Regions from separate parts of the Mus musculus genome. Here region 1 is linked to region 2. The links are chromatin loops, found by intact Hi-C in ENCODE. Cell type or tissue: gastrocnemius. All regions are shown on one strand. Links, peaks and the distances in the headings refer to the core of each region. The heading gives the core; the rest is flanking DNA.

Evidence for each region. Hi-C counts contacts between places; a loop is a spot of excess contacts. Peaks named below come from ENCODE experiments on the same cell type or tissue, not always from the same donor. Only the 100,000 strongest peaks of a DNase experiment are listed, where the experiment ranks them.
Region 1: it touches region 2 in a loop (5-fold over the local background); 4 of 42 quality-filtered maps call a loop at or near these places.

The regions. Positions count from the first base shown.
Region 1 is chr11:116,013,364-116,028,617 of GRCm38, reverse strand. It overlaps H3f3b (H3.3 histone B), which reads left to right and starts at 4,114. Exons shown (of 4, transcript NM_008211.3): 1 at 4,114-4,239; 2 at 4,599-4,736; 3 at 4,840-4,993; 4 at 5,083-6,657. The coding sequence starts at 4,609. The coding sequence ends at 5,211. It also overlaps a transcript of Unk not described here. In gastrocnemius, for the core only: CTCF peaks have their summits at 7,786 (motif pointing right) and 10,296 (motif pointing right); DNase peaks (open chromatin) are centred at 4,464, 5,018, 8,464 and 10,324; H3K4me3 peaks cover 2,631 bases; H3K27ac peaks cover 968 bases.
Region 2 is chr11:115,929,311-115,943,972 of GRCm38, reverse strand. Recql5 (RecQ protein-like 5) reads left to right here and starts at 10,481. Exons shown (of 19, transcript NM_130454.2): 1 at 10,481-11,184; 2 at 13,175-13,296. The coding sequence starts at 11,055. Sap30bp (SAP30 binding protein) reads right to left here and starts at 10,314. Exons shown (of 11, transcript NM_020483.3): 1 at 10,192-10,314; 2 at 8,498-8,607; 3 at 5,916-5,963. The coding sequence starts at 10,297. Gm39474 (a long non-coding RNA gene) reads left to right here and starts at 1,167. Exons shown (of 2, transcript XR_880317.3): 1 at 1,167-1,852; 2 at 3,069-4,101. In gastrocnemius, for the core only: no CTCF peak of the experiment used is centred there; a DNase peak (open chromatin) is centred at 10,425; H3K4me3 peaks cover 2,454 bases; H3K27ac peaks cover 1,262 bases.

The DNA of each region.
Region 1 (15,254 bases), core at 4,407-12,406, 87 kb before region 2:
GCGGAATCAGGAACCGAAGATCATTTCAGCTACAGTGAATCTGAGGTTCGGGCTACAGCATGCTCCTGACCCTCTGCTTATTTGTCTTGTGTTGATCTGACTGTACTTTCAGCTCCTCCCCATTTCCTTTGCAGCTTTCCCTCCCATTGATCAATTCAGGACAAAGGAAAAACAAAAAAAAAAAAAAAACAAAAAACCCTGTGAGACACCACTACCCGGCTGCACAAGCCTTTAATCCCAGAACTTGGGAGACAGAGTCAGGTGGATTTCTGAGTTCGAGGCCAGCCTGGTCGTTCCAGGACAGCCAGGGCTATACAGAGAAACCCTGTCTCAAAAAAAAAAAAAAAAAAAAAAAAAAAAAGAAAAGAAAAGAAAAGAAAAAGAAAAGAAAAGAAAAGAAAGAAAGAAAAAAAAAAAGAAAAGAAATACGAGGAGTTGGCTTATGTGTTGTCCTGGAATCCCCCGGTGTGAAGTTGCTGCAGAAACTTCATCTCATAGATTTAATTTTTAATGAGTTCATAACAGAAGCTTCCGAATGAGCATGTACAGTATAATTAGAAGATGATATCATCCAAATTGCTTAATTTACTGGAGAGGAAATCGAAACCCAGGAAAGTTAGGTAACTTGCAGAAAGTCACTCAGCAAGTTCATGATGGACCAGGGACAGGACAGGAACAGAACAACAGTCCCGATGCTGCTGAGCTGCTCTGACTGCAGCAGTGCCTTGGGATCAAGCCCAGGGCTTCACCTCACCCCCTCAGGCAAGTGCACACTGCTCCTGACCCTCTGCTTATTTGTCTTGTGTTGATCTGACTGTACTTTCAGCTCCTCCCCATTTCCTTTGCAGCTTTCCCTCCCATCGATCAATTCAGGACAAAGGAAAAACAAAAAAAACAAAAAACAAAAAACCCTATAACTATTAAATAAGAGAGGGATTGGCTTCTTTAGTCTCTCTTAGATGAATGAATTAATTACATCTACATCTTATTCTCTCCTGGGGCAGGCTTTAGATTTCCTTTGACAATAAAAGCCAGGGAAAAATAAGTCGGTAATTTTTTTCCACACATGCATGTGATCCTAGCACTAAAGCAGAGACAGGAGGATTTCCACAAGTTGAAGTCCATCCTGGACTACTTAATAAGACCATCTCTCAAAACACAAGAACATGAGTGTGGAAGCCAGGCATAGCAGTGTGCTACTTTAACCCCAGAGGCAGATGGGGCACTGTGAGTCCAGCCACCATGGTGGTGAAGAAGAAAAGAAGAGGGGGGAGTTGGAGGAAGAGAGAAGAGAGAAGAAAGAAAGAAAGAAAGAAAGAAAGAAAGAAAGAAAGAAAGAAAGAAAGAAAGAAAGAGAGAGAGAAAGAAAGAAAGGAAGGAAGGAAGAAAACCGGGCCTTTAATCCCAGCACTTGGGAGGCAAAGGCAGGCAGATTTCTGATTTTGAGACCAGCCTGGTCTACAAAGTGAATTCCAGGACAGCCAGGGCTATACAGAGAAACCCTGTCTCTAAATAAATAAATAAATAAATCTTTTTTTTTTTTAAAGAAGAAAGGAAGAAAGAAGGAAGGAAGGAAAGGTGTGTTAGCACAGGGCTTTAACCACAGCACTCAGATCCCTGAGATGGATGGATGGATGGATGGATGGATGGATAGATAGATAGATAGATAGATGTGTCAGCCTCAGCTACATGAAAACCTATCTCCAAAAACAGTAACAGCTTAGGTCTAATAATTAAAGCTGTATGGTACTTGTTAAGAGGACTCCAGAGCCAAGTGTGGGAGATCTCACAATCTCATCCTTTGGAAGAATGAGGCAGGAGGATAGTCACAAGATCAAGATATACTGGAATACATAGTGATTTTCAGGGTAGCCTGGGCTACAGAGTGAGACCCCTGTCTCAAAGGGAAAGGAGTAGGCACATGTCCTCACTGACACATCTGAAATCCCAGCACTCTGGAGGCACCAAGGCAGGAAGATGGGGACTTGCAGGCAGTAGGTCTCACTTTTCTGGGCTTTGACTGGTAACACTTAGACTTGCTTTGTTGTCTTATATTTGAATATTTCATTATACTGATAATTCATTAAACAAGATAAAGACTGGGATTTTACAGGGTTTCTCTATGTAACCCTGGATGTCCTGGAACTTGTTCTGTAGACTAAGCTGGCCTCAAACTCAAACTTGCAACCGCAATCCCTGTCCCCAAAAGTGGTATTTTTATAATGCTGGAGACATAGCTCAGCAATTAAGAGCACTTGTTGCTTTAGCAGAGGACCTGGATTCAATTTTCAGCATCCACATGGTGGCTCACAACCAACCGTAAATCCAGTACCCTATTCTAACTCCCACGGGCACCAACCAGGCAAAACATTCAGACATCTTTCTAAAATCTGTCAGGTTTTTGACATAAGTAATAATTACCAAATATTACACAAGGACACCCATTTTTTATATTATCTTCTCCTTATGGACATGACACCCTCTTGAGGTTGTTACTCTTCCGGTGTATTTATTTCATGCAGTCGAATTAAATAGTTCAAGAAATATACAAGCAGGTAATTACTACTTCTTTGGTTGGTTTTTTTTTTTTTTTTTTTTTTTTTAAAGATTTATTTATTTATTATATGTAAGTACACTGTAGCTGTCTTCAGACACTCCAGAAGAGGGAGTCAGATCTCGTTAGGATGGTTTTGAGCCACCATGTGGTTGCTGGGATTTGAACTCCAGACCTTTGGAAGAGCCGTCGGGTGCTCTTACCCACTGAGCCATCTCACCAGCCCCCTTTGGTTGGTTTTTAAGACAGAGACTCACTAAGTAGCTCTGGCTATTCTGTAATTTCTATGTAGACCAGGTTGGCCTCAAAGCCACCTGCCTCTGTCTCCAGGTTGCTGGGATTAAAGAAATGTGTGTGCCAGCATGCCTGACAACTTCTTATTAACTCTAAGTACATTGAAATAAAATATTTTGTGATGGCCTGAATTAAACATGCAAAAATAGGTATTTGTTGTTTTGTTTTGAGACACGGTCTCCCTGGGTAGCTTTTGCTGGTGTGGTCCTGCCTTTAAACTCACATGGCTTTGCCTGCCTCCAGAGCGCTAGGATGCAAGGAACAGTCCCCTTTTGTTGTTTTTTGTTTTCTTGAAACTGTTTTATATATCCTAGACTGGCCTTGACTTAAGTAGCTGTGAATGACCTTGAATTTTGGATCCTGATTCCATCTCTGATATTACCTTCATGCACCTGGAGCTTGGTTTATGTAGTCCTGGAGAAAAAACAAACAAACCAGGATTTATAAAAGACAAGATCTCTGTAGGTAGGTCTGCTTGGCCTGGAACCCCCCACCCCCTGTGGATCAGGCTGGCCTCATGTTCACAGAAATCTGCTTGCCTTTGAGCTTCCTAAAAGCTGAGATTAAAGGCCTGCAGCACCACCCAACTCGGAAATAATTTTTTTGAATTTTGATTCTTTGTGTCTATTACCCTTCCCCATCAAACAATTGCTTTATGCTTTAGAATGTGTATGCATTTACAGTGCACAAAACACTATATGCTGTAAGATGACTGACTGGATTACATTTCTCATACTATATTAAACGATGAAAATTACAGAAAGTAAATTATTCAGGGAATAATTTCATCCTACATTAAAATAATAGTAATAATTACTATTATTATATTTACGCAAAATCTCTCTAAAATGGTCTCTTGATGCAAAAAAGTCGTAGACTCTTGCCGACCCAACTTTCTTAAATTCCAGGAGACTAGTGCAATTCATTTGCATTGACTTTCTATTGTAGAGCTTTGGAACCAAGAGAAGGATCCAAACATAGCTCCATTTTATCCAATCAGAAGAGCTCCCTAGTGCTAAACTCTGATTCGTCTGTTCCTCTTTGCATCCAGCCAATCCTGAAGCAATTGTAACAGCCAATCAGTGGCCTGAACACCGGCCAATCAGGAAACGGCCCCGAAGTACGGCCTTTGTGTCGGGAGATGTCAGCGCGTCGGCGAAAGCTCCCGCCAATCGAAAAAGTCGTTGGTGTATGCAAATCAGGGTTCTGTGACGCACTGACGCAGCGTGCAGCGTCTCTATAAATATGGAGGCGTCGGGGGGCTTGGAGCGCAGAGCGGTTTGGTCGTTCGTTGGTGGAGTATCTGCCCGTTCTGCTCGCCGATTGCGGCTCTTGTTCGAGCGCTTCCAGCGTCGCCTCGGTCTCAGCAAGGGCCCCAGACTCGGCTTTGGGTGAGTTCGCGGCTCTGCCGGCGGCCGGAGCCTCCCTGGCTTTTAGGACCGCGGTCGCTGGCAGCCGACGGTCTGGTCGGTGAGGCAGCCCGGGAGGTCGAGTTCGGTCGCGTTCCGCCACCTCCGTCCTGTCTGCTTCCCGGTGGTGACTCACAGGTCCCGCCGCGGTGTTTCCGGCCGCCCGTGGAGCGGGAAGTTGCTCCTCCCCGCGCTCCCCCTCCCGGGGGAGGCCGCAGCCCGGCGCAGCCTGAGTCATTAGGGGAGGGGGAGGAGGCGGCGGCCGCCATCTGCTGCGGCGAGGAGGGGCGCCTGGCAGCCGGAGCCCGGTGACCTGGCCTTGAACGTCGCTTGTCTCGCAGGTGAAAAAAAATGGCCCGAACCAAGCAGACCGCTAGGAAGTCCACCGGTGGGAAAGCCCCCCGCAAACAGCTGGCCACCAAGGCGGCTCGGAAAAGCGCGCCCTCTACCGGCGGGGTGAAGAAGCCTCACCGCTACAGGTAGGCAGAGGGCTGGGAACAATGACTTGGCCGCCGGCTTGCGGGCGGGCGCTCTCTCCCTTCTCCCTGACCGTTGACGCCTTCCTTCTTCTGGTGACTGCAGGCCAGGGACCGTGGCTCTGAGAGAGATCCGTCGTTACCAGAAATCGACTGAGCTGCTCATCCGGAAGCTGCCATTCCAGAGATTGGTGAGGGAGATCGCCCAGGATTTCAAAACCGACTTGAGGTTTCAAAGTGCAGCCATCGGTGCCCTTCAGGTAAAGGGACAAAAGGCTTGGTGGCACTCGGGGCGGCGGCTTGATTGCTCCAGTAGGAGTGTTAATGCTGTTGCTCTTGTCCTCAACAGGAGGCTAGCGAAGCATACCTGGTGGGGTTGTTTGAAGATACCAATCTGTGTGCCATCCACGCCAAGAGAGTCACCATCATGCCCAAAGACATCCAGTTGGCTCGCCGGATACGGGGGGAGAGAGCTTAAGTTGAAGCGGTTTTTATGGCATTTTGTAGTAAATTCTGTAAAATACTTTGGTTTAATTTGTGACTTTTTTTGTAAGAAATTGTTTATAATATGTTGCATTTGTACTTAAGTCATTCCATCTTTCACTCAGGATGAATGGGAAGAGTGACTGACTGTTCACAGACCTCAGTGATGTGAGCACTGTGGCTCAGGAGTGACAAGTTGCTAATACGCAGAAGGGATGGGTGATACTTCTTGCTTTTCATGATGCATGTTTCTGTATGTTAATGACTTGTTGGGTAGCTATTAAGGTACTAGAATTGATAAATGTGTACAGGGTCCTTTTGCAATAAAACTGGTTATGACTTGATCCAAGTGTTTAACCATACATCACTGTGATAGAATGTGGGCTTTTTCAAAGGTTGAAGATACAAGTTTTAGCCACAGTGTAACAGTTTCCTTTAAAAAAAAAAAAGTAAACCTGGCAGCTATAGAATACACTATGTGCATTTATAATAGCTATTTTATATATTGTAGTGTTCAACATTTTTAAATTAAATGTTTTACATTCACAAGTGGTGGGGAGTCTTGTCATTAAGGTGTGTGTAATTTAGTCCAGTTGGTATTTCCTGACTAGACTGCATTTGTTTTTAACAGTAGAAAAATGCTATGCGTATTAAACCTTGCATAAGTCCTCATTCTACCACATGTTCACTAACCCCTGACCCTCTGGCTGGTAACACAACACTAACGGGGATTTTATTTATAAGGGCTCTAGAGTAAAATAACAAGCTATTCACACCAGCATCATCTATTACTAATCTAGTTAGTGCAGCTTTTCATTGTGTTTGGTCTTAGGCCTAGATTGAGTTCGGTTTCGTTTCTTTTTAATCTTTAAGGGGGAAAACTGTACAAGGTTTGTTTTTCCTTGTAGAGTTTATAAACATGGGAGTAAGAACACAGCTTCAACTTCTTGGACCTCTGCCAATGAAGATGGGTTAGGTTACACCTGGTTACTATACTGGCAAAATCCCTTTTATAGAGATGGCCTTCAAGTGGTTTTTAAAAGTATCCTATTGAAGTTTTTAGGTCAATTATGTATGTTGACTAAATTTACAAATAAACTTGTTTATTCAACTAAGTGTCAAACCTAAATTGAATATACAAAGCTTTTAATACATATGGAATCGAGATTCCTAGATTCAGCTATTTGCTTGGTAGAAAAGGCTAAAGTACAGAAAGCATTTGAACATCCAATACACTCTAAAAATGCAAGTATTTGCTGACACAATTCATGAGTCTGACAAAATCTGCTTGTGGTTCATGGGTGGGCTTAATAACTACAATACATGTTTGTTCCCATGGTTTTAGAATATTTGAAATTTTAAGTTTGCTGTTTTGGATCTTTCTAATAGGCCTTACAAATAAACTAGTAAGTTTGGAGTTTTTTTCCTGGGGAAACAGTTTCTCTGTAGCCTTGGCCACAACTCCCACTGTAGAGCAGCAGGTTGGCTTCAAACTCAAGATCCATCTGCCTCTAACCAGTACGGATTTTTTTCTTTACATATAGTTGAATAATCGTTGAGCCCCTTCTAACTACGAGTCTTCCTACTTCTCTGTGTATTTGGCGACTCATTGATAAGTCACATTGCTAAGGAGTGCTAGTGTGCATAAATATAAAAATGGACCCGAGTCTATTCAGCAAGGCATTCTAGTGAAGCTTTAGTAGCTAAAGAAGTGTAAGAGTTTGCATGTATCCCAGACTGGCTTACCCTTCTCAGTCTCCTGAGGAGAAGTTACAAGGTGTGTACTGCCACACCTAGAACTTTAGGTCCCTTTGGATAAGTATGTACCTCAATGGACATGGTATTAATTAGAAGGGGCAGTAGCATAGTCTAGTACAATGAAAACAGTTCTGACCACATTGTTTTATGTTGGGCTGAGTAAAGTCTGAGGCAGCCCTGAGCGACTGGCTTGTTGAGTTGCTACCTATAGTAACCAAGTCTGTGGCTTGGAGCATGTTGGTTATTGGAAAGTCTGAAGGTAACTAAACTGCAACTTAGGCTTAGACAGGGCCTAAGCATGGTTGTCTTTGGTCCTAGACAGTTGTCCTTGGACTGGGATCTAATGAAAGGGAAAGTTGATGAGTTTTTTTTTTTTGTTTTCTTTTTTTTTTTAACCTCACAAAATGCTGAGGGAAGCTTTGTTCCTGTGTGTGTAGTATGGTCTCCCCCGCAGCACTTTCAGTAAAGAGGTGGACTGAAGCCTGCAGTGGTGCCCACACCTTTAATCCCAGCACTTGGGAAGCAGAGGCAGGTGGATTTCTGAGTTCAAGGCCAGCCTGGTCTACAAAGTGAGTTCCAGGACAGCCAGGGCTATACAGGGAAACCCTGTCTCTCTTGAAAAACCAAAATAAAATAAAATAAAATAAAAAGTTAACTGCCTATATCTGGCAAATCAGTAGAAGTGAGCTTTTGGTGTAAGGACAAATGTCCAAACCAAAAAAAAAAAAAAAAACAAAACTGGCTTCAATGGTTTATATTGGCTGCTGTCTTCAAACACACCAGAAGAGGGCATCAGAGGCTGGACAGATGGCTCAGCAGGTAAGAGCACTGACTGCTCTTCCAGAGCTCTTGAGTTCAAATCTCAGCAACCACACGGTGGCTCACAACCATCTGTAAAAGGTCTGACACCCTCTTCTGGGGTGTCTGAAAACAGCTACAGTGTACTCACACATTATAAATAAATCTTTGAAAAAAAAAAAAAGGCATCAGATGCCCATTTAGATGGTTGTGAGCTACCATGTGATTACTAGAAATTGAACTCAGGACCTTAGGATGAGCAGTCAGTGCTCTTTTTTTTTTCTGGTCCCACTAGCAGGCATATTTTGTTTCATAAATAAAACACAGCAGGAGAAGGCATCAGATGCCCATTACAGATGGTTGTGAGCCACCATGTGGTTGCTGGGAATTTAACTCAGGACCTCAGGAAGAGCAGTCAGTGTTTTTAACCGCTCTCCAGCCCTTCCTTTAAATCTTAACTAGGAATATGGCCTCAGTGTCTACCAGTAACTGATGAGAGATGGAGAGGAAGACTGGGTGAGCCTGGTTTCTGGCCTACCACTTTGGAGTGCAGATGTTGCCTTCAAAAGGTTCACAAGCTAGGCCATCCAGTCAAGGTTTGCTTGACTCCACTCTTGTCCTCAGGCACTCAAACTGGTTGGCCAGTGGCTGGCCAAGAAGTGAGGTACCAGAGGCAGGACACGTCCAGGAGTGGCCAGTGAAGAGCAAACCATGCCCTTAGCCAGCTGTCTGCCTTTTCACTTCCTAGAGATCTTGAAAACACATTTTTGCCTGGTGGCAGGCATCCAGACTTGAGCCTGAAGATCTGGAACCAGGTAGAGGGGCAGAAGGAGGAACATAGGGCTGGAGAGATGGCTTAGCGGTTAAGAGCACTGACTGCTCTTCCAAAGGTCCTGAGTTCAATTCCCAGCAACCACATGGTGGTTCACAACCATCCGAGATGAGATCTGACACCCTCTTCTGGGGTGTCTGAAGACAGCTACAGTGTACTTACATATAAATAAATAAATAAATAAATAAATAAATAAATAAATAAATAGGAAAAAAAAGAAGGAGGAACATAGCAGGACATAGCTGCTGATTAGACAAGAAAGAAAACCCATGGTCTGGCCCTTCAGTGTTTGCTTCACTGCAGATTTAACCTTCCACTGAACAGGGCTAATTCCAGCCTTTCTGCAGCTGTGCATAAGAACCTAGAGTATCCACTTTGGTTACTCTATCTTTAACCCTCCTTATGAGCCCTTGGGGTGAGAGTATTGTCACCTCACTAAATGAAACAGCTCACTTCTTTCTGCACCTTGCTAGGGTCTTTATTGCATCCCTCCTGCCTTCATTCCAGTGGTGGTTAAACTTTCACTGGGTCCCTTTCTTAGGGAGATGTCCTCCCCATGGGCTACTCCATCTGCACGGGCTGACTTCTGGTCCACATTTTGGCATAAACAATTACAGCTACTGTCCCATGGGCAAAGTTAGGAGAAAAAGACAACCCAAATCTGTAGCAGTGTGGAGAAAACTGAGGCTGGATTTTTGTTTGTTTTTTTTCCAGTTCAAGACGGTTTCGGGCTGAAGAGATGGTCCAGAGTTCAATTCCCAGCAACCATATGGTGGCTCTCAACCACCTGTAATGGGATCTGATGCACTCTTCTAGTGTGTCTGAAGACAGCTGCAGTGTACTCATATAAATAAAATAAATCTTTTTTAAAAGGGGGAGGGAGTGCTGGAGAGATGGCTCAGTGATTAAGACCACTGACTGCTCTTCCAGAGGTCCTGAGTTCAATTCCCAGCAACCACACAGTGGCTCACAATCATCTGTAATGAGATCTGATACCCTCTTCTGGTGTGTCTGGAGACAGCGACAATGCACTTACATACATGAAATAAATATAAATATATCTTTTTTAAAAAGTGGCCAGGCTGTGGTGGCGCACGCCTTTAATCCCAGCACTCGGAGGCAGAGGCAGGTGGACTTCTGAGTTTTTGAGGCCATCCTGCTCTACAAAGTGAGTTCCTTCCAGGACAGCCAGGGCTACACAGAGAAACCCTGTCTAGGAAAACCAAAAAAAAAAAAAAAAAAAAAAAAAAAAAAAAGGATGCTGTTTTTGTTTTGTTTTGTTTGTTTTTAGGTTTTTTTTTTTTTCCGAGACAGGATTTCTCTGTATAGTTTTTTGTTTTTTTGTTTTTTTGATTTTTGGTTTTTTTCGAGTGTTTTTGTTTTGTTTTTAAAAAAAGATAGGGTTTCTCTGTGTAGCCCTGGTTGTCCTGAAACTCACTCTATGAACAGGCTGGCCTTAAACTCAAAGCTTTGCCTGCTGCTGCCTCCAAAGTGCTGAGATTAAAGGTGTGGAGCATCACCACCGTCTGGCTCTGTGTGTGTGTGTGTGTGTGTGTGTGTACCACTGCCCAGGCAGTTGAGGCTGTTATGAGCATTCTGGACCTGGGGATTGGTTCTTTCTCCATTCAGTAGTAGGTCTGGGGAATGTGAAAGCTGCAGCCTCAGTGAGTGTCGTGGGAATGTCTGATAAAGGGTCAGAAGATGGCGCTGTCCCTCCGGTCAAGCCAGAACTTCATGTGATGTGACCCAGGTTGTCCCATTCTCACTCTAGCACCATGCCACTTAGAGCAGTGGCCAGTCTTAGCCCAGACACACCTCAAAGTAGCATTTCCGCCACCCATCATTTCTCTTCCCCACAGAGAAAGCTAGGCGGCTCTGGCTCTGCAGGTACTATGGGAGAAGCAAGAGGAGAACGCTTCGGTGAGGCCTGGCTGCTGGAGGAGCTAGATCGTGGATGATCTGGAAAGGGTACAATGGTGGGACAGGAGGCAGCGACGGATCTCACTGGCGTAAAGAACCCGCCTCCTGGCTTTACTGACTTCTTCCAGATGTGGGGCGTCTGCCCCATGGGCACTGGGGTCTCTTGTTCTCCACTGAGGGGAGACTAGCCTTTGCATCTTGGCCATTTTGTAGGCAGAGCAAAGACTGCAGCAGCCTTCAGTATTCCTGAGGCCAGGATGGCAGAGAAACCATGTCTCAAAAAAAAGACAAAAAAAGGGGGTGGGGTGGGGAGAGGGGCTGGAGAGATGGCTCAGAGGTTAAGAGCACTGACTGCTCTTCCAGAGGTCCTGAGTTCAATTCCCAGCAACCACATGGTGGCTCACAATCATCTCTAATGGGATCTGATGCTCTCTTCTGGTGTGTCTGAAGACAGCTACAGTGTACTCATCATATATAAAAAAATTTTTTTTTCTTCGAGACAGGGTTTTTCTGAGTAGCCTTGGCTGTCCTGGAACTCACTCTGTAGACCAGGCTGGCCTCGAACTCAGAAATCTGTCTGCCTCTGTCTCCCAAGTGCTGTTATTGAAGGTGTGCCACCACTGCCTGGCCCAAAATCTTTTCTTTTTTTAAGTATTTATTTATATATAAGTGCACTGTAGCTGTCTTCAGACACTTTTTCTTCTCTCTCTGGCCCTGCTCACTTAGGCCAAAAAAAAAAAAATCTTTAAATAAATAAATAAATAAATAAAGCATTGGATCCCATTACAGATGGCTGTGAGCAACCATGTATTTGCTGGGAATTGAACTCAGGACTTCTGAAAGAGTAGTCTGCCTGGCGGTGGTAGCGCACGCCTTTAATCCCAGAACTTGGGAGGCAGAGGCAGAGGCAGGTGGATTTCTGAGTTCGAGGCCAGCTTGGTCTACAAAGTGAGTTCCAGGACAGCCAACAGCCAGGGCTACACAGAGAAACCCTGTCTCAAAAAAAAGAAAGAAAGAAAGAAAGAAAGAAAGAAAGAAAGAAAGAAAGAAAGAAAGAAAGAAAGAAAGAAAGAAAGAAAGGAGGAAGGAAGGAAAGAAAGAGGAAGAAAGGAAAAGAAAGAAAAGAAAAAAGAAAAGAAAAGGGAGGTGCTGGTAAGATGGCTCAGTGGTTAAGAGCACTGACTGCTCTTCCTAAGGTCCTGAGTTCAAATCCCAGCAACCACATGGTGGCTCACAACCATCCGTAATGAAATCTGATGCCCTCTTCTGGAGTATCTGAGGACAGCTACAGTGTACTTACATATAATAAATAAATAAATCTTAAAAAAAAAAGAAAAGAAAAGAAAAGGGAGGCCCAAGAGATGCACATTTCGTTCAGAAGGGGCAAATAATCCTTAGCGGCCTCTAGGTAGTCCCGCTCTGCGCTGCACGCTCTGGTGACGAATGGTTCTGTGTGCTCTCACCCCTTAGCTGTGCTGACGTCAGTTCCTTGGCCAGCAGAGTGGAGGCAGACCTTGGAGATGTAGTATCCAAATTAAGATGCTACCTTCCTACAGTATTGTGACATCTGCCAAGGAAACAGGAGGGAGAGTCAAAGGTCAAAGCACACTTCCTTCTGAACAAATTTCCTTAACAAGACAGAATCTAAAAGGGAGTAGGGCCCCTCTATATAAGCTTGTTTAGCCTGGAAACTCACCTCGTAGCCCAGGCTGGTCTCAAACTCGGATTGATTGGTATTACTCAGATTAAAGGCATGCCACAGTCTTAGTTTTTACTTATTTGTTTGTTTGTTTGTTTGTTTGTTTTTGCGACAGGGTTTCTCTGTAGCCCTGGCTGACCTTGAACTCCTTCTGTAAACTCAGAGATCTGGCTGCTTCTTGTCTCCAGGGCTGGGATTAAAGGCATGCACCCCTAGGCCATGCTTGACTATATACTTTTTTTTTTTTTTTTTTTTTTTTTTTTTTTTTTTTTTTGAGACAGGGTTTCTCTGTGTAGCCCTGTCTTCCTGGAACTCACTCTGTAGACCAGGCTGGCCTCGAACTCAGAAATCCACCTGTCTCTGCCTCCCAAGTGCTGGGATTAAAGGCGTGTGCCACCACCACCTGGCAACTCTATATTTTCAAGGCCACTCTCAGTGGCATATTTCTTCTGGCCAACTCCACCTCCTAACTTCATAACCTCCTCCAAACAATGCTATTGAACGGAGAGCAGGTACTCAGCTATGTGTGCATATGAAGGCAATTTTTCACTCAACTCTCCATGGAGCATATGTCTGTAATCTGAGCATTTTGGAAGCCCAGTCAGGAAGATTGGGAAGTTCAAAGCCAGCCAGGCAGAGGTGGCACAAACCTTTAATCCCAGCATTTAGGAAACAAGAGGCAGGCAGGTCTTTGAGTTTGAGGCCAACCTGGTCTACGGAGCTGGTTCCAGGACAGCCAGAGCTACACAGAGGAACCTTGTCTCCTAAAACCAAACCCAGCCAACTAAAACAAAAAATAAAAAATAAATAAGGACAGACATGGTGTTTAATCCCAGCACTAGGGAGACAGAAGCAGGTAGATGTCTGTGAGTTCCCTGTGACTCAAGACCAGTCTGCTCTACATAGTGAATTCCAAGTTTGCCAGGATGAGAGATCTTGTCTTGAATTAGCCTTGAACTCCCAAAGATCCACTGGCCACTGCCTTCTGAATGCTGGAATTTAGGTGTTTACCATCACACCAGATGTGTGTGCGTGCACATGTGTGTGTGTGTGTGTGCTAGTGCGCGCATGTGTGCTTGAGTCAGGGTCTCACTATTGTAGCCCTGTTAAATAAATTTTTAAAAAAAGTTTTAGACCAACCTGGGTAACACATTGTGCCTAAAAACTAAGATCCCCATTCCTCAGCAAGCATAGGGTGTAATTAGATCAGAGGAGGTCAGGTTTGAGACTGTCTGCCTCCCGACCAGATGGTGGGAGCCTCCAGGCCTTTTATCTTTCTGGCCAGTTGCACAAAGGAGAGTCTAATAATGCCAGCTGAATTAATGGAAGTCTGATAACGAGAGCAAACACTTAATCCGCGCTCCCAAGTATCAGGTGCACTGCTGGGCACTTTAGACATAAAGGAACCAATCACAGCAAAGAGACAATCACAGCCCTATTGCAGAAAGGAGCAGCTGAAGTTCAGCCAGGTTGAGTCTGTGACCCAAGGTCCACTCAACAGAATTGTGGGCTGTTAGATTTCGAACTGAGCTGGGTAGAGAATGTGAGCAGAGACGGGGCCGCTGCGTCCAACTCTGACACAACAGCACGGTGCCTTGGAGCTGGTCGTGGCTTCTGACTTTCGTTTCAGACAGCCCCAAAGGTCACAAGACTTGCCTTTTGTTTTGAGTTATGCAAAAAAGAAAAAAATTGCTGTATTGAAGTGTATTCAAAAACAGGCTGTCAAAAGAAATTAGTCAACAGGATTTGTTATTGTTTGGATTGTCCGTTTTCCTGACCCAGGGTCTTACCTAGTAGGAGCTAGCCTGGAATTCACTATGTAGCTGAGGGTGACCTTGAACTCCAGATCTTCTGCCTGTCTCCAACTCTTGAGTTCTGGGATTAAATGTATATGCCGCCATACCTGGCTAGGATTCCTTAGTGTTTGCCTCTTAGATGCTGGGAATACGGGGATTTATCAAAGTCCTCCAGCCATCCTGTCCCTTCAGTCCTGTCTCTGTCCCAGTCCCGTTCCCCCTCCCCATCCTTCCTTATCCCACTTGAGACAGGGTCTCACTGTGTAGCCCTATGTAAGGTACCTTGGTCTTGAATTTGCCACAACCCTACTTCTGCCTGCATCTGCCTGCTTCTGCTTCCTGAGTACTGACCTGTGCTATTAGAGCTTGCTTCTTTCTTTCTTTCTTTCTTTCTTTCTTTCTTTCTTTCTTTCTTTCTTTTTTTCTTCCTCTCTTCCTTCTTGTTGATTGTTTTGAATGCCGCCTTCTTCTTCTCCTTCTTCTTCTTCTTCTCCCTCGGCTGTCCTGGAACTCACTCTGTAGACCAGGCTGGCCTCTGAACTCAGACATCTTCCTGCCTCTTCCTCCCAAGTGCTGGGATTAAAAAGCTGTGTGCCACCGTGCCTGGCTCACATACTGCTTTCTTTTCTTATTTTCTTTCTTTTTTTTTTTTTTTAGAAGATCACACCTTCTTTTTTTGTTGTTTTGTTTTTTTTAAAGATTTATTTATTATATGTAAGTACACTGTAGCTGTCTTCAGACACTTCAGAAGAGGAAGTCAGATCTAATTACGGATGGTTGTGAGCCACCATGTGGTTGCTGGGATTTGAACTCAGGACCTTTGGAAAAGCAGTCAGTGCTCTTAACCACTGAGCCATCTCTCCAGCCCCACATACTGCTTTCTTGATTTACATGTCTTTTGTTAACAAAACCTGTTTATTTGTTTTCTAGACAGAATCTTAGCCCAGACTGGTTTCAGACTGCCGCTCCTCCGGCCTGAGTCTCCCATGTGCTGAGATGGACTACTATGCCTGGCTTGGAAATTATTTAATTTTTGAATAAGATAGTACATTTATTTGTGTGTTTCTTTTGAATGCATGTGCTCTCTACCACTGAGCTACACCCCCTACCGTTCTCCACTCTTACTGTCTTACATTTTAGTCCTTCTGTTAGAAGGTTTCACACAAGGTGACCAGGAATAGCTAGGAATCCAGGCAAAGATTTGGGCCAGCATGAAGGCTTTAGATGGTCATGTC
Region 2 (14,662 bases), core at 6,663-14,662:
AATCCACACTACTCTCGCAGAGGATCAGAGTTTGATTTCTTGCAACTAAGTCAGTCAGCTCACAACCGCAGGAAACCGGCTCTAGGGCACCCAGTGCTGCCTTCCGGCCTCCAAGGGTCCTGTGTTCATGAGCACACCACCACCACACACACAATTACAATTAAAAATACAATTTGAAGTATCACTGCCTATTAGTAATAACTTGGGACTGCCCGATACGTCCATCCACACACATTCTCAACATTCAGCAACCATGAGCCCCAGACCACTTCAGGATGGAGGCCGAGAGCCACTGGCATGGCTGAGCTGGGCTCCTGAGGGCACAGGGGACTTCCATCTCCCTCAGCCCAATTCCAAGACCATCTACCACTGCAGTTTCAACCCATGCAACAAAGCACCCAGCATCCTAACGTAAACAAACAGGCTGCAAGATGCTGAAAGCTCTCAGGAAACCTTCAACAAGATACCTCACACACCATCTGTTTTCCCAAGCAGCAGGGGAACTGTGAGAAGTGCAGTGCTTATTGTTTGCAGCTAAGCTTTAAGACAGAGAACCTTGAAGCACTTCTTTGTCTAGGAGTTATGTGAACAAAAGTACTGAGCTCTATGAGCTGGGTGTCTTCACGTGTGTACGTGTGTACGTGTGTGTGTGTGTCTGTGTGTGTGTGTGTGTGTCTCTCTCTCACTCGCGCGCGCGCACACACACACACACACACACACACACACACACACACACAGCTACACTGAAGGCTGGATAGCCCGGAGTGCTTCACTTCACCTGGGGAGCTCCTAGCTCCCTCTCTCCCTCCCTCCCTCCCCTCAAAAGACCCTGCAAAGTGGCCATCACAGTCTGCTGAGCTGGGTGAGGTGGTGGGGGTGCCTGGGCCCTACAGATGGAGGAAACCATTCTTTAGTTACCAACTCCCTCTTCAATCTCATCATTTTAAATCTTGTGACAGGGTCTGACTGTGGAGTCCCCACTGGCCTGGAACTCACAGATCTACTAGCCTCTGCTGGAATTAAAGGTGTGTGCCATCATGTCCTGCCAAATCTTATCTTTTCTTTTCTTTCTTTTTTTAGGACAGGGTTTCTCTGTATAGCCCTAGCTGTCCTGGAACTCACTTTGTAGATCAGGCTGGCCTCGAACTCAGAAATCTACCCGCTTCTGCCTCCCAAGTGCTGGGATTAAAGGTGTGCGCCACCACCACCCGCCTCTGCCAAATCTTTTCTAAGGCAGGGTTTTGCTGTTTAGGCTAGTTTGGCCTCAAATTTGTGACCCTCCTGCCCTATCCTTCTGAATTAGCCACCACACCCAGCTTGGGCTCTAAGGATTTTAAGAATGTTTTCTTTGATTTAACTGGGATCATACACACCTCTTTCAAAAATGCCGCAATTATTTCCCCTACTCAATGTCAGCACCTAGAAAGGCCGGGATTCTTTCCCTACCACAGAGCCTGGACCAAAGACCCCAGGGAGCTTACAAGCCCAGGCCCTCCCTGACAGCTGGCAGCAGGCTGCTTGCCCCTTCTTGTTCCAGGTCATCCGTCCCTGCCTGTTTTCAATGGAAGGTCTGCCAGGGACAGCAAATGGAGACACCTCTATCCACGGGAACTGCAGGAGTGGAAGAAAAATAAACAAGGAAGAACGTTCCAGAGCTATGGAGGCAAAGTGTGGACAGAGGACAGCGGCATGTGGGGAGCTCACACACCAAGGGCAAATGGACAGAGGCACACTGGAGCCACTGGGTACAGTGCTGTCAGAGGACTGCCACAGTTAGTCTGATGGTTTCTAGGACAGCAGCTCCCCCTTCTGTGGAGTGATCACAGCACATAAGGCCAGACTGCTTACTGAGGTGAGACTAGACGCCAAGAGAAAGCAAGCATGGGTTAGAAGCACGCAGGTGTTTAGATTCTCTTGGCATACCAAGTTGCCTCCCCTTCTCTGATTTGTAACTCGGGCCTTTCTATCTCAGACTGAACGCTTCCATACAGGTGGATCTGGAGTTAGCGTCTCATTCAACTTCAGTGCAGGAGACTGCACCCAGGAGCTACTCCAGGTGTCAGAGTGGCAAAATTAGGTCCCAGTGCTCCAAAGGCTGAGGCAGGAGGGTGGGCAGACTGAGGCCAGCCTGTGCTACAGTGAGACCCTGTTTCATAGAGCAAAGTAACAGAAGCAAGGAGATCGGTCGTGGGCAGAGACACTTGCTGTACCAGCCCACGACCTGCACTCAACCCCAGAACATATGCAGAGGAGAGAAGTGGTTCCAGAGTGTTCTGTGGCCTCTGCATGTGCACATGCACACACATGCCCTGCCTCCACAGCTACACACACACACACAATAATAACAAAGGTTTAAAACATAAAGAAAGTAGCAAGACAATCAAAAATGCCATTTCTAGTCTTGGCACCTTTTTGGTTTTTTGTTTTTTCGAGACAGGGTTTCTCTGTGTAGCCCTGGCTGTCCTGGAACTCACTCTGTAGACCAAGCTGGCCTCAAACTCAGAAATCTGCCTGCCTCTGCCTCCCAAGTGCTGGGATTAAAGGAGTGGGCCTCAGCCTTTTTTGTTTCTTTTACTTTGGTTTTTTGGAGACAAGCTCTCACAATGTAACCTTGAAACTTGTTCCATAGAGCAGGCTGGCTTAAGCTCATTAAGGTCCACTGCCTCTGTCTCCGGAGCACTGAGATTAAAGGTGTGTGCACTATGTTAGCTTGCTAACAGCAGCAAGAGAATTCTCAAGTTTGCCCTTCTCCCGTAACCTCTCCTCCCGGGGAGTCTCAAACCCTCTGGGGATTTGTCCAACCTCAACACAACCCATAAACTAGAACATTAATGACAAATCCTTTTTATTTTTATTTTTAATTTTTGAGACAGGGTTTCACTGTGTAGGCCTGGCTGTCCTGGAACTTACTGTGTAGACCAAGCTGGCTTTACATGCATCTAAAAATCTTCTACAAAACAGTGAGATTACTACCTTATGAATAACTCAAACCATTTTGGCTAGAGATGACAGAAAAGTCTCCATTGTATGACAGCAAACCTCTCCCATTTAGCTCTGTGCTGTTTCAGGTCTGCATCTGGCTGTCACTGCCTTCCCTCCCAGCTTTCACGCACCACAGCATGCCTGCCTGCCCGCCCTCTCCGAGCCCTCACCTTTATGCCTGCTCCTCTCACCACACTGTGGCTCCAAGCACAGGCCTCGCCATTCTGTAGTCAACGACATCGGCTGACCAGCCTGGGAAGTGAGTAGAGGCACCTGATGCTACCAATCGCAGGCACCCAGCACTACTTTAACCCTCATCAAACGAAAGAGGCAGATTTCATGATGATGCTCATTTCCCAGAGAAGAGAAACCGAGGCTCTGGTCTGGTGTTGTGAAGTCATCCATGGTAAAAGGCCTACTGAAGTGTTGAGAGACACACCAGAGGTTGGGCATTGTGGCTTGTGCTTGGGAGGCTAAGGCAGGAGGATCACAGAGAATCTGAGAGGAGCCTGGAATACCGGGCATTGCAGGCCAGCCTGGGCTTCAGCCTGTGAGACTCTCTCAAAAACAAAACAGCTGGGAGTAGTGGTGCACACCTTCAATCCCAGCAGAGGCAGACAGACCTGCTGTACAGATGAGTTCCAGAACAGCCAGGGCTACAGATACAGGCTGTCTTGCAGGACACACACACACACACACACACACACACACACACACACACACAGTAGAACAGAGCAACTGTTTTAGCAAACTACCAATTGAGTTTCTGAGTGTTCACGTAGTTGCATGCATGTGTGTGTTGCCTGCACGTGTGTACATGGAAGTCAGAGATAGGAGTCTGGGACCCTCCTACATTGCTTTCCACCTGATTGTCTGAGATAAGGTCTTTCATTGAACCTGGAGCTCTAAGGCTCTCAGTCTACATCCTGCCCTATGCTGAAGTCAAAGAGTCTGCATCTCAGTTTAACTTCTAATACCAATATATACAATGAACAGAAGCTCCTTGGGATCTGCATTTCTAAGTTGTCTCATGAAACCAAATGTTTTGAGAACCTCTACATAACCAGTTAAAATTAGATCCTTAAAAGTAGAGAGCGCCATCTAGTGGGTAGACGGCCATGGCGCAACTCATTAGCTTAACAGAAGATAAACTACAAGACCTGCTCTAGCAGTATGTCCGTCCTCTTAGAATTATTCAAATCAAAAGTTTAGAACAACAAAATCCTCTCATATAAATCCAACAGAGCTGGGGAGATGGCTCAGAGGTTAAAAGCACTTGCTGTTCTTGCAGAAGACTCCAACTCCTAGTGCACACCTGACAGCTCACAATCAACTCTAAACTCTAGTTCCAGAAAAGTGACACCTCTTCTGGCATCAGTGGACACCCGTGTGTGTGTGTGTGTGTGTGTCCCCTGTTCTTTATTATCTGCTCTTCCAGAGAGCAGTAAGTCTTTTGTGTTCCACAGGGCTGCCTATCTCACAAGGATGTACCTTTCCTCAAAAATTTGCTGTTGGCTCCAGCTGCATACGTAGCAGAGGATGGCCTAGTCGGTCATCAACGGAAGGAGAGGGCCTTGGTCCTGTGAAGGTTCTATGCCCCAGTATGGGGGCTGCCAGGGCCAGGAAGTGGGAGTGGGTGGGTTGGTGAGCAGGGGGAGGGGAGAAGGGATGGGGGTTTTCAGAGGGGAAAGGGGATAACATTTGAAATGTAAATAAAGAAAATATTTAATAAAAAATGACGTTAAAAAAAAAAGCTTTTGCTGCTGGGATCACAGCACTGAAGAAGGGGTGACAGCCAAGTGCATGCCAACTTCTCTAGGTGGCCTTTAGTTTTAAGCCATAAGCCTGCCCCATGCTCTCCTGCCAGGCCAGTTCTTAGCCTGGGTTTTTTACTCTGCACAGAAAGTCGTTTGCACCTGGTTTCTGGGCTCCACACTGTCTACTCCTGGCATCCTCGGTAAAACACATTCCGAGTCTTCTGCAGCCTTTCTGAGTTTATACCAATGGCTGCACGGCCATATCTGAGGATGGATAGCTCATCTGATCTGATATATAGCTCATGCTATATATTCAGCAGATACACTGCCCCCTTTCATAGTTCACATCTATGAATTCAAACAGCTATGGGTTTAATTTCTTCTTTTAAATTGCATCTGTGTTGAACGTGAAATTTTTTTTTAAATCGTTTTCTGAACAATACAGTGTAACAATAATTTGAGATAATCTGGAACTAGCAGGGGGAATTATATTAACCTGTGTTATATATGTATAAGTCATATGTAAATATACCATTTTAAATAAAGACTGTGAGAAGCTCTGGATTTGCATATGTACAGGGCATGAAGGTGGGGTGTCCTGGAAACCCAATCACCCATAGATCATGAGACTACTGTTTTATATTACTACCAGGCTTAAGTCTCCTAAGTTTCACTTATGCAACCTTGAAGATTTTGGCTTATTTCAGAGCAGCTTGCAACGGTGAGATGTTGTATGTACTCCTCCAAGGGAGATGTTTGCAGTATAAAGCACGATTCTGAGAAAGGTACCTTTCCAAGCACTGGGCCTCCATTACCACAGGAGCATTAGGACTGCGACAAGAGCCACTGCTAATTACTCTCAGCTGCTTCTGGACAGACCTATGAGAAGGAAGGCTGCTTCAAAAAAGACCATGTGCGTGTGTGACTAGCACATACCTGGGAAAACGGGGCCAGACTTAAGCGTGTATGGATTATAGGACCCAGACTGGCCTCTTGTGGTTTTTATCTCAAGCCTCAGGAATTCCTAGTGGCCTTAAGGGTCTTCATTAAACTGGCCTGATCCCACTGTCCATTCTGTGTGCTAGTGGGACAGATCCTGACCCCACATTTGACCTGAGTCAGAATGTTAAAAGCCTTGATTGAATCCAGCCACCCGCCACAGCCAACACCAAATACCTTTGGGTCATCAGCCTCAGGTTTTTCAGTCTCTGAATCGTCATCTTCCTACAAGACAAAGAATTTAGAGGATTAAACTTAAAAGGAGTGGGCCTGGGTTGTCTTACACACATAACCAGCGGTTGGAGTAAACAGACTGTTTTCCTAGCTGGAGTCACCCCACCAAGAACCCTTCCCTACCACACAACCCAGAACTAGAGAAAGAGAAAGGAAAAGGAGACATTCTGGAGGGGGTGGGGGATCAGCAGCTCAAAATCAGGGTGCCATCATCTACATCAGTGAAAATTCCTGAAGGAAATTGTATAAAGAGAGGGAAGATGCAACATGTTCTGCAGTTATTAAAGCCAAGGTTATGAATTCTCTTACCACTTCTACGTTTATACCCACAACCACCACACTGCTCAACAGTTAGGTGGCACCTAAAGTCAGAAGCAATGACAGAAAGGTGGGCATCAAATCACCAGATCAAGCGACCAGAAGAGGGGGGAACTAAAGGGCGAGGGACAGCCTTTTGGGATGCTCACATTACTGCCACTGATCCACTCTTCTCAGCCTTCTTTACTCAAAGGAGATCTGACTGAGTCAAAACCATGGGAGTACTGAACTCTCCAATGTAAGCCCACAACTCCATAAGGTCAAAAGCTAAGAAGCAGATGGGAACCACTTACTAGACTTTATCCCAAACACAACATGGCACTCCAGATGTTAACACAAACAAACTATGCCTCGATGGTTCTTAGACAAGTGCCCTGGGCGGTGCCAGGGAAGCAAAAGCTTGCAACGCAATGCCACCGACAGAGCTCTCTCAAAATGGAACCAACTACACAGTCAAAGATGGAGCTTGGCAGAATGCTCAAATAGTCCCCAGTATCGGCACTGGGGTTTCAGGAGAGGTTTAAAAACAAAACTAAAATATCATATAGCTTGAATATGACAGAAAGTAGATGTGGGTTAGTATTTTAAGAACACACATGCAAACATACATACACACACACACACACACACACACACACACACACACACACCACACACATGCACGCACGGAAAGTCAAAAAACTTAACAAAGCTTCCTTCCTTCTAGCTAAGGATGACCTTGAACTTGTAACCCTCATTTCATGCTGGGTTACAGGCTGTGAACCACTATGGCTAATAGCTGTAGTTGATGCTGGGGAACAACTCTCTGGCTTTACCCCTACTACACACACACACACACACACACACACACACACACACACACACACTCCAGTTTCCACAAGTTTTTTTAGCAATTTTACTCAACTCTGCATTATCACTGATGGGTGGGATAAAGGCATGAAGAATTCTCAAAAGAGAATACAAAATACATTCTGTGAAATGTTTTATTTGCTGTTGTTTTTATGTGGTACTGGGGAATCAAACCCAGGGTCCTGCGAATGCTAGGCAAGTGCTATCGATGTACCACTGAGCTACATCCCCAGTCCTTATTTTTACTCATTTGAGACAGGAATATACTCTTGAATCTTCAATCTTCTTGCTTTAGCACCTGAATGCTATACATCTGCAGGACCTGGACCATTAAACCTAGTTTAAAGAACATTCTCGTGCTAGCCTTTACATATCAACACATAACCAAAAACCCCAAACAACAACCTGAAGAACAAAATAAAGCTCGCTGTGAGTGTTTCAGTGAATGCTGCTTTTACTATGCCAGATTCAAGATCCAAATTCAGTTTTAGATGCCTTTTTGTGCTAAACAACAGCCTGGATTTCCTTGCCTCTTTCCCTTCCAGACTTTAAAGTCCCAAGTAATACTGCTCAGGTCGCTGTCCGCCATGAACTGCTCCTCCTCTTAACAAGGACACAGTCCTCCTGTCTGTTACCCGCACCTACTTAACTCCAAGGAAGTTCTGGAAGAACCAGGGGACGCTGACAAAAACACCAAGTGGAACATAACCAAAGAATCAAAGTGTGGATGACAGCAGCAAACTTCCCTTCCTTACCTTGTTACAAAGTGAAGCACTTGAATAAACCCCAACCGAGATTAATACAAAGTTGATTACAGATATGTAAGTGACACACTAGTTAGGGCAAACACATTTATAAAGTGGGAAGATTAGCTAAACTCACAAAGCAACATAAAATACCCACTGACACTAAGGTTATGAAAAGTAACCAAGCTAGGCCTAGTGCAACATGGTTATAACCCCAGCTCTCAATAAGCTGACCTAGAGGATCTGGAGCTCAGGGGTAAAAGGTTTGCCATCAGTTTGGGCTTCATAAGACCCCATCTCAAAAATGCAAAACAAAAGACCTCCTTCCAAAAGCTCAATTCAAAAGCTAATACAATGTGGTCCAGGTGAAAAAAAAAAAAAAAAAAACGACTTAACTTTCAAAAAGAGCTAATACCACCCAACCAATTCAACTTTTTTCTTCTTTCTGTGGTGCTGGGGATCAAGTCCTTGACATGCTTAGGCAAAGCCCTCTCCCATGAGCTACATCCTCAACGGGTACCAACTGATTCCAAACCAAAAGGGAAAAGGGACAGAGTTGACCATGGAATGGAAGAGTGTTTCAAGAGCTCTGGGTCTGGAAGATTTACCCACCGACTGCTTACTGTTCTCGTCCTCCTCTTCTTCATAACCATCCTCATCACCCCCTGGGCGAGAGAAGTCATCTTCTCCATAGGCGTCAGATACCAAACCACCTTTCTCCTCTGAAAGAGGAGAGAGAGGGGAGAGGGGGAGAGAGAGGGAGAAGGAGAGAGAGGGGGAGAGGGGAGAAATGTAAAAATGTTTCTGAAAATTGAATGGCCAAGATTATTTCTGAAGATAAAAAGGGAACCTAAGTCTCAAGTAAGTGGCTATAGGCCCAGATTGAATTTGTACTTAGGAAGAACAATTTAATACCAGGGGTTGGGGTTGGGAATTTAGCTCAGTGGTAGAGCTCTGGGTTCTGTCCTCAGCCTGGAGGTTGGGGGGGAGGAAGAAAAAAAAAGGAAAGAAAGAAAAAGAAAAGACCAGGGGTTGTGCCAGGAATGGCGGTGCACACCTTTGAACCGAGCACTTGGGAGGCAGAGGCAGGAGGATCTCTGAGTTCTAGATCAGCCTGAGTTCCAGGACAGTCAGGACTAGAGGGAGATCCTGTCTCAAAACAAACAAAAACAGGGGTATTGGAAGATGACTCTTATACGAGTGCATAATGTACAGGGTTTGGTGTCCCATGCTTTTAATTCAAGCTCTCTGGAGACAGGGCCAGGCAGATCTCTGTAAGTTTGACAGTTCAGTTTCCAGTACCCACATCAGGCAGCTCACAAATGCCAGTTTCAGAAGAGCTGATGCCTCTCTCTGTCCACCATGGGCAGAACTCACATGCAAGGCCCACTCCATATGTACAGATGTATATGAAAAGAAAATCAAGCATTAAATTCATGTTCTAATATTTTCAGGACAGGCTGGGGAAGTAACAAAGTAGTGGGATGCTTTCCTAAGAGTGTAAGGCCCTGGGTTTGGTTCCCAGCAGTTCCAAAGGTTGGGGAACTATTACATGCTGTTGGCCTATTAGGGCAGTTAAAGTCTTCTCCTCTTTGAACCAGCCCAACAGGTCGTTTAAACTCCTGTTTTGACATACCACACACATCTCTATCTTGTTTCATGTGCAACCTCAAAAACGCCTTCTATGCACAAGACTGTCTTCCTCATTGTTTTGCCCCTACTTTGCAGATAAGAAGACCCAAAGCTCTGGTATATCAGGTAATTTGCTTCCTTCAAGAAATCTGTTCCCTCTATGCTTCGCAGTCTGAGGGCAACCGATAGGCTTTTAAAACTCACCAAACAACAGAATCACCCTACCGCCTTAAAAGGCTTGTCTAGCATATTCTATGAAAAAGCCCAGAATTATGCACTTAGGAGAGATGCATTTTTAAAAACTCTAGGGCAGACTTAGAAACGATTCCTTAAAAGTTACCAACTTAACGAAACACAAGTTTTACTATCCTCCAGGTACATTTCACTCCTCTCTTCCCCATCAAACAACGAGACAGTGATGTCTCGACAGATGCGTACCCCCCTTGGTCCACCCTCTGGCCAGCATGACGCCTTGCGTAGAGGATCGCAGAAAGAGAGATCACTCGTACTGTAGTAGAGGTTCTAATGCTCTGTCTGACCTAGGACATCCACTGCGCTTTGGGGTTCCAAGACCCGATACCTGGAGCACAAAGAGCATCTTCTCCCCATGCCCCGCTAGAGAGGTAGCATTTGGTAACCATAACAGACCCTCCCCTTTCCAGCTCAAGTCTCACCAGTCGCTCCGCCTACAGCGTCGACTCCAGTTTCGCCATCAGATTCAGGGTCTGAATATTCCGCATAAATTGCAAGAGACGACAAAACATTTTTCTTCCCCGCCATCTTACTCCCACAGCGCGGTGTGGCTCAGGCCTATGACTCATAAGCCAATTTAGGGGCGAGAAAACCAACTTCTTCCGGATCCCAGGAGACTCCGCGCCCGAATGACAACCAATCAAAAGGGCTGTGTCTGGGCATGGCTCCGCCCCCATGCTCAGCTCTTGGAAACGTCATCAGCACGGGACGGAAGTAAGGTCTTGCGGCTTCTACTTCGCTGACTTCTCGGGCGGTTTGGCTTCTGAGTTCGAGTTAGGGAGTAGTGTTCTTTGGAAAGCTGCAGAGCCAACCGAAAAGAGCCTGGGGTCTGACATCTTGGAGAGCATTTGTCTGGCAAAGGGCGAGAGCTGTTGACTTGGGGGCTCAGAGGAGGAACGGGGGGTCGGCGTCCTTGATGAATGGTATCTATGGCTTCGCTTCTAGAACAAGGACCCTAGAAAAAGGATTCCAAGTTCTCTGGTCGACTTTGAAGACGTTTGTGGGCTTTGTTGTGGTCCGATTTGTAGCTCTGTCCACCTGACCTGGAAAGTTCATTGTTTTTATTTTTATTAAAGGGAGAAGTAATGTTAATCCCTCAGGAATGTATTGCGTGAAGCAATTCAGCCTTCACTTTTACTGCTGGGGAATGAGATATTTAAGTGTAACATAGCAGCTTACTCGGCAGGAGAAACATAGGCTATATTTTAACGTGGAGCAGAGGGTTTTTTCGGGATTGCCTTTGCCCACCTTTGCGTTAACCTTTTGGCTGCTGCTTTTTGCAAAGATGAGCGCCCGTCCTTTCTCCACTCCCTTCGACCGGGAGCGGCGAGTCCGGAGCACCCTGAAGAAAGTCTTTGGGTTTGATTCTTTTAAAACACCTTTACAAGAGAGTGCGACCATGGCTGTAGTGAAAGGTAACATACCAAGCTACCTGTTTTGCAGACTGCTGGCGGTACCGTAGTAGCTCTGTGGCACAACACCCTCTTAACTTCCTACCTCCTCACCCTTTGGAAATCTTTGAAAACCACTGGTTTGGAATTCTTTCGTGACCAAAGCTAGTGGGTATTTGCTGGGAATCTATTTGTTTATTGATGGTCTATGTAGCCCTGGCCGGCCTGGAATTCTCTATATACATCAAGTTGGCCTCAAATTTGAGCCGGTCCTTCTGCCTCTGGATTATTAAGTACTGGTATTACAGGTGTGGGCTATCATAACCTACAAATTTTGGACAGAACCACTCACACTTCTGGTTTTTTCATAGCCAGACTGACAGTCTGTCTTTGACTTCTGTTCCTAGATTCCCATTCTTGTCCCTGTGCAAGTAGTAGCAAAAGTGGCAGTAGTGCTTAATCTTGTCAGTGACCTAGGTAATCATTTCCTTGAAGAGCGAGTAGCTTGAGTTCCAGGTAGAAAAGGAGAGACTAATAACACTGTAAGCTGGAGATAGCTTGTCCAGATGGGAGCAGCAGTGCCACCAACAGACTTATTAACAGAGGACTGAATGATTAGCCTTGCATATCTACCCCGGTGTAACCAGTACTCTGCTTCCCTGGATGTGTCTAATCCAAATAGTCATATCCTAGTGGCTCAAGACTACTCAAGCCTTGTTTTGATTTGTTTTTTTAAAAACAGGTTCTCACCATGCAGCTTTGGCTTCTTAGATAGCTCAGAACTAGCTATGTAGACCAGGCTGGCCTCAAATTTCCAGAGATCTGTCTTCCTCTACCTATACCCCCCCCCCCAATACTTTCTTACTTTTTGGTTTTTTTGAAATGCAGTTTCTCTCTGTAGCCTTGGCTGTGCCGGAATTCACTTTATAAACCAGGCTGGCCTGGAACTCAGAGATTCTTCTGCCTCTGCCTCCTGAGTGATGGCATTAAAGGCGTGTGCCACAACACCCAATGAATGCTCTGTTTAGAACTTTTTGTTTGTTTTGCTTTTACTACCTTTATTTAAGTATTGGTAAGGACCAACGGTGAAAGACTCCCAGACTCAATTTAGATTGTAATTAGCCAAATTTAGTAAAGCTGTTGGCAGGGCCACAGTCTCTAACCCAAATCAGAGACATGCTTCACAGAGGTGGGTGAAGAAAGGCTTTTAAAGGCAAAATCCCCAAAAGCTGCCAAGATTAGATAGTCAAGGTGACCTCTAAATAGTCCTTGAATATCTGCATAAGCAAGTTACAGAAGCCACAAACTGCAGCTAGTCACAGCATAACAGGCAGATGGTCACAGCTGCACGTTTCTGAGCAGAGTCAGGGAGTCAAGGTTGATGGAAACTTATCTTCTAGAAACGTGAGTCAGAGACAGATGGGTACCTAGCACAAAATGGAGTTTCTTTAGCCATCACAGTATCACTGTTAGAAGCAGTTTCTCTGAATGTCTAGGTCTCCCAAGGCCCTTTGCATAGGAAGAGTGGGGAAGGGAATACATGGAAACAAACGTTATACCAAGACACTCCTGTGAATGTATGCTCTGCTAGGTGCTTTTCCTACATTCTCATTTGATTTACAACATCCAGGGCCAGGCTTGGCTAGACAGGCCTGTAATCCCAGCATTTGGAAGGCAGAGTCAGGAGGATCAAGCAAGTTCAAAGCCAGCTCAGTCAACAGCAAATTCCAAGCCAGCCACTGTTAAGTAGTGAAAATCCGTTTAGAGGGAAAAAAAAAGCCAGGCATGATGGCGCACGCCTTTGATCCCAGCACTCAGGAGGTAGAGGCAGGCAGATCTCAGAGTTTGAAGCCACCCTGGTCTACAAATTGAGTTCCAGGACAGCCAGGGCTACACAGAGAAACCTGTCTCAAAAAACCAAAATAAATAAATAATAATAAAACAAATCGCTTCTTCAGAGGTGTTAGTGGGAGAGGCAGCCAGGGTCTGCTGAAGTTCTCTGCTGTCTTTGCAGGTGCCGAGGATGTGTTTGTGTGCATGCCCACAGGGGCAGGGAAGTCTCTGTGCTATCAACTCCCTGCCCTGTTGGCCAGTGGGATCACCATTGTAGTCTCTCCTCTCATTGCCTTGATTCAGGTGAGTCTTTCGGGGCGTGAACATGAAACCCCAAAAAGATGATGAGGGGCAGGGGCGTTTTGCTTTTTTGCTTTGGCCATTTTCTTCCCCAGTTTTCAGGAAAGCATGCACTGCACCTGGGGCCCAGCCCTTTCCCTGCCCCCTCCCCATATTTTGCCCTTCCCTTCTGTTAGTTCACTTTGTCCTCTGCCAATTTTACTTTTAATTTATTTCATAAACACTTCATTCATATGCCATTACCTGTAGCTCCATCTTATTGGCTTTTTTTTTCTTTTTTTAAAAAGGCCTAAGCTTTATATATAATAAAAATAAATAAATCTTAAAAAAAAAAAAAAGCCTAGGCTGCCTTTGAATTTCCATTCTTGCTGTCTTACCTCAGGAATGCTGGGATTCTGAGTGTGTAAAATTTCCAGCTATAAAATCCCAGGCCCAGCTTGAAGAGGGGATTTTACAGCTGGAAATGTTACTGTCTGGGGCTAGAGGGTCGGCTCTGTCTAAGAGCACTTGTTCTTGCAAAGGATCAAGCAGGTTCAATTCTTAGCACCCACGTGAAGACTCAGTGCCTCAGCCACCAGGCCTCAGTGAGGTACACAGACATAAATACAAGGAGAACACACTCTCTCTCTCTCTCTCTCTCTCTCTCTCTCCCTCCCTCACACACACACACACACACACACGAGAGAGAGAGAGAGAAAGAAATTTCAGTTCTCTGTTTTGAAATTTCAGTTCTCTGTTTTGTCTTTGCCTCTTGTCTGATTTGCCTAGGTAACTATATTGAGTTTCTCTACTCCCCACATGTAGATTTCTCCACTAGTGCACATCACTGTATTGAGTCAGGGTGAATTACTGAGGTTTTGTTGTTTTTCTTTTCCTTTTTAAGGAATTGTTTATTTTATTTATATAAGTACACTGTAGCTGCCTTTGGACACACCAGAAGAGGGCATCGAATCCCATTGAGCCACCATATAGCTGCTCATGAGCTCAGGACCTCTGGAAGAGCTGTTACTGCTCTTAATCATTGAGCCATCTCTCCAGCCCTATTTTTCTTTTTTTTGAGACAGGTATTACTGTGCAGCTCTGGCTGACCTTTGAGTTCCATATGTAAGTTAGCCTTGAATTCACAGAGGTTCTCTGGCTACCCCCCCCCTCCATCTCCTCACCCCTATGCCGGATTAAAGGCATGCTGCCACTTCTGGTTTAGAGGTTCCTTCCTTCTGTTATGGTCCCCAAAAGTATTCGGCTATATCTATGCATGCATATACTCCCTCTCCTGGGTGGGTAGTTGAGGAGTTGATATGGGGACTTGATATTCTATTCCATTTTGGCATAGTACAGGGATGTGCAGCAGAAACGAGATGGAGAAACT